Linked DNA regions of Mus musculus: region 2 is linked to region 1. The links are chromatin loops, found by intact Hi-C in ENCODE. Cell type or tissue: left cerebral cortex. All regions are shown on one strand.

Region 1 (2,500 bases):
TTCCAGTCTTAGGTTTTATAATCACCAAACTAAATATTTTGCATTTTGTGTATAGCTCTTGTTGGGTCTCAGACTTGGGACTCATGTATTTCTCAAAATATTACTGATATTCTACTTTGGGAGTTATGAGGAATGACCTACAAATCTGTGCTTTTAGCCAAGTCTCTCAAGTAAGTCTGATTCACACTCAGGTTTAAACTTGGTTATCTACTGCACATTTTTGTTGAGGAAAACAACCACATCTTAAAAATATAGATTTTAACTTTAAAGAAGAAAGAACGAAAAGAAAGAAAGAATTGAAGGAAGGAAGGCAGAAAGAAGAAAAGAAGTAAGAAAAGAACGAAAACAGGAAAATACGTGTTTGGATGAGTAACGGAGGTGTGAACGGCCACCGATGACATGAGCTGAGTCGGTTCTCCTTCACAGTTCGAGATAGAAGGAAACCATTTATGGCCTTTTAGGCCTCCATTTTTCTGTATTTTTTGCTATGTTAGCTGCCAATCTGGAAGACACACTGCCTTCTGGAAGTTAAATTTACAAGTAGATCTGAAAATGGTGGTGGTGGTGGTGGTAATCTGGGGGGCGTTGGAAGCAGTTTGTAAAGCGCCTCAGGATCTTACCTTCCACGAGGTCATTCGCCCAGGCGCACATCATTTTTATCTCCTCTTTGGGATATTGAGATCTGACCACTGTGCCTGCCAGCTTCTCTCCCAGTGCCAGTGTGGGGTGCCTTAAATGAAAAATGCTTATGTAAAGAAGACAAGTGTGGGAAGGCAGACGTTGGCTCTAACAGACCAAGGAGCTCAGCAATTCCACCCACAGCTACTTTCCCAGAGAAAAGTCCCCGGAGACAGACGAACTTCTAGCAAGAAGTCTGGCGTTCAACAACTATTTCCCAACTCTCTCTGACGAGTCGATTTCCTTCTGAGAGCTTAATTTTATTAGATCATAGGAGCCCAATGTGCTAATGTAAAACCCTTATAGGGAAAGAGAAACTTTCAAAGCAGCTGTTTAATGTAGGTTTTTTTTTTTTTTTTTAGGAACCCATGTGGGCGGAGAGAAAAGTAAATCTAAAGCCTTACAAAATAAAATCTACTAATGCCGACTAGCTCTCCCTTTCCCCGCATAAGTGAGATATTCAAAACTTCTGCCACTATGGTACGATATGCTAGATGGAATGAACAACTCTTATACAGAACAGAAGTCATTGAAAAGTGCACTGCTCCTTTACAGAGACGTGTTGGGATTCACAGGTCCAGGCACTGGCCCTCCGAGGCGCAGGATGCCAGGAGAGGAAGCAATGGGTCTCTCTTTCTGTACTGCCATTCACAACAGGACTCCTTGAGCATCAGCTAGCTGCTCTAAGGGTCAAAGAGACTAGGAAGTCCTGACAAGAGGAAAAGCATTGAAAAGAGACCAGTCACTCAGGACCAGATCAACAGAAATGCTCTGTGATTCAAATCAGTGAAACACTTGCTGAACTGGAGAGCAGATTAGACAGCTTGAGGCAGAAGGATAACTCAGACCTGTCACTTCAAAGGACAGCTCAGCATGCAGTGGGTGATGGACCACCTGATAGGTTTGCCACCATGAATCTGTGCTGTTGTCTGTGCCCGTGCTTTCTCTGATTCACCCACTCACTCAGTTCTTTGGTGTCCACAGTGATCTGTGCATCGGGAACTGAAAACACGAGGATATGTGTTTTCATTGTGGTTGCTGAACCTAGAGAACTGTAACATTTACACAGATGACTGATGTATTTCTGGTGAACTTAATACACATTTTCCTCATGTTAACCTCATATAAGGTTGACAAAACAGGAAAGAGTCAGGGCTAACCAGGTAATTTCTATACTTACACATGGGCAAAAGCGAGTTCCAAGAATTCATTTTCTATAAAGGGACCTTGAAAGGTATAAATCATAAGTGTTAGTGGAAAGCTGTTTACGAAGAAGCAATAATATTAAAATTTCCTCCTTTGCATCCTTCAGCTAAGGCATAGCCTCTCTTCCTCTGGGTAGAATAAATAAGAGGATCATTCCATAGTAAAGATAGCAAGAAATGTCTAGTCTTTAAAACAGGAGCAGTGAGGAACACAGATAGTTCACTGAAGCATGAGTTTCTACACCATTATGTTCTGAAGGCTGAGGCTCTTTCATGCTGTCTTACTCTGTCAGCTCAGGGACATGCCTTTCTGAGTATATTTTTTTTTCCAGTCAGACATTGGAAGAAAGTTACAGACTTTACTCAACAACCTGAAGAAATAAATACACAATTCTGTACTCCTAAGAAACTATCAAGAGGCTGGAAAGAGCTCATTTAAGAGCACTTGCTGTTATATCTCAAGGCAGGAGTTGAGTTCCCAGCACCCGTATCTAATAGTTCCCAACTGCCTAACTCTAGCTGCAGGGAATTCAACAACCTCTTCTGTCTTGTATGGGTCCCTGAAAGCATGCACACACATATATTTATTTCTTTTAAGTGAAAAACAAATCTAACAA
Region 2 (2,500 bases), 130 kb before region 1:
CTATTCGAGAATCTTTGGCTGGTCTCTCTCACATTTACACCAGAAGAAAACTGTTAGGAATATTCTAGAAAATATCATTTCCCAAAGTGTGCTGTGATGAGGCCTTCCCTTAGGCTTTCTAGAAAATATTTGAATAACACTATTTGATCCATCAAAGGTGTTACAATGAACCATTTCAAACTCATTACCTGATCCAGTAGCATCAAGTATATTCAACCCTGAAGATCTTTTTATCTTGAAGCTCTAATTCACCCTTGAAGGGATACATATATTCCTTAGGAAATTGCCTCCAGATAGGCTGGGCAATAGGAAGGGCAAAGGAAGCTAGCAATGAGGAGTATCTCTCTGATATTCTATTTACTCATTGCTCTTGCCAGTCCTCTCAGGTTCTCAGAGCATCTTAGCCATGTAGTGCCTTCATCTCTGTACTTTAGAATTCAAAAGACAATATGGGAAAAATTATGGCCTTTCCAGAAACACATTGTGGTACTGTTTTGAGGTCAAATAGGAGGCCATGTATTTTTCTGTATCTGAGGTGGCATCCGTATACCTTCCTTTCTTTTTTATAAGATAAATACCTTAAGTTCTAAAAGTAAGACAGGAAAAGAACAAAGTGCCATAGTTAACAAAACCCTTCCCTGTAGATACCCAAACATTTAAACAGCATTTGTGTACGGGTATATTTGTGTATGCCTATGTTGTGCCACACAACACTATTAGAGACAAAGTGATATATTTACACATTTGAGCATCAAAATCTATTAAATTAAAGCTGTGATGGAGAAATACTCAAAAACATTCAATAAAGCTTTCCAACCTGAATATAGGGTTACCATGACAACAAAACTTAAAAAAAAACCACTCTTCTTCATATAAAGTTGCTGAAAAAATGCCCACGGTGGAAGTATGGAATACTCAAATTCATAACTATAGAGTAGGAGTACAGAAAGAACTCTCCAAGGCATCGATGAAGCTTTAGGGTGAACCTTTTAATATCCTCTTTTACAAAGAAGAAATGACTCAAGCCATCTCCCCACGCACACACACCTTTTTATCTGTCTTCTAAACCATTTTGAAGATTTTATGATCTTTTTCAAATCATGTTTTTTTTTTCTCAAAGAGAGACAGTGCTGATTGCAGTGGTCTAATGAGGAATGTTACCAACACTGATCTTAAAATAGGGTGGAAGTTCCCACACATGGTGTGGAAAGAGTTCCTGTGCAAACACAGTTGTAGCTGTCAGATGGGTGCTGACTCAGTTCCTGGGGTGTTGCTGGGAAGCCCAGAAATATGCACAAACATGTTCTGTTGGAGAAAACAGAAGCAAGGCCCGTGAATATCTCACTTTAAAAAAACCATGCTTTCCTTTCTTCGAAGGACAGTTAAATGCATTCACAAGAATGTACATACCTGTAGTTTCATAATGCACCTCTAAATGTGAATGCATGGAGACTGTATCTATGTATGTGTGTGAATATATTCTATTTTATAAGTCAGCGTGAAGTAATAATTTTTCTGGGAACAATGAACTTATTGGTTCTTAAAATATCTTCTCAATGATACATGCTGTAAAGAATGCATGCTTTCCAATAGCTAAAATCTATCCCCTCACCTTTCCTATATAAAGGCAAAATTCAAAGATGAAAGTTGAACACACAAGGGTCTTAATGTAAAGATTTTTATGGTCAGATAACATGTGTCTAAGTAGTGTGTAGAATACACATTAAGGAGGAGTTGGACTAATTTTGGATCCCATCCCTTGCTTTCTGAAGGTAATGTATGACAAAGCCTTTTTTAAAAAAAGTTAGAATAGTGCTGTTGGATTGATTTTGCCTATACAGTCATTTGGTCAGTTGCTTATGCTTTCTGCTGCTTTGCAATGAATAGTTCATCAAATTGAGAAAAGGTTGGTTCTTGCAGCCTGCTTTGTTACTGCTACCAAACTGAATGCACATAGTAGCAAAGGAGCTGAAGGGGACTGCAACCCCATAGAAAGAACAACAATATCAACTAATGGGGCCTTCCAAGAGCTCCCAGGGGCTAAACCACCAACCAAATCGTGACCCATGGCTCCAGCTGAATATGTAACAAAGGATGACTTTATCTGGCATCAATGGCCCTTGGTCCTGTGGAGGCTTGATGCCTTAGCATAGGGAGATTTTAGAGTGGTGAGGCTGGAGTGGGTGGATGGGTGGAGAAGCACACTCTTATTAGAGACAAAGGGGAGGGGAGATGGGATGGGGAGCTTGTGTAGGGGAGACCAGGAAGGGGGACATCTGAAATGTAACTAAATAAAATAACCAATAAAAAGAAAATAGAAAAGTAGAAAAAGAAAAACTAGCAAACAATGAAATTATTTTCCAAGTAGGTTCATCTGTGAGGTGGGTTAGGTAGAATTTTCTGGAAACATGATTATGAAGGCGCATGGTATCTATTAGGCAACATACTTTCTGTGCAAATATCTATTGTTTTTGGAGTTCAGTTCTTCCTCCCACAATCC

The links. Peaks named below come from ENCODE experiments on the same cell type or tissue, not always from the same donor. Only the 100,000 strongest peaks of a DNase experiment are listed, where the experiment ranks them.
Region 2: it touches region 1 in a loop (8-fold over the local background); 2 of 42 quality-filtered maps call a loop at or near these places.

What each region holds. Positions count from the first base shown.
Region 1 is chr4:93,885,095-93,887,594 of GRCm38, reverse strand. No RefSeq gene overlaps it. Among named protein-coding and RNA genes, the nearest start is that of Gm32035, 22 kb to the right of the region's middle. In left cerebral cortex, no CTCF peak of the experiment used is centred here; DNase peaks (open chromatin) are centred at 778 and 1,134; H3K27ac peaks cover 813 bases.
Region 2 is chr4:94,016,636-94,019,135 of GRCm38, reverse strand. No RefSeq gene overlaps it. Among named protein-coding and RNA genes, the nearest start is that of Gm32035, 150 kb to the right of the region's middle. In left cerebral cortex, no CTCF peak of the experiment used is centred here; a DNase peak (open chromatin) is centred at 1,231; H3K27ac peaks cover 221 bases.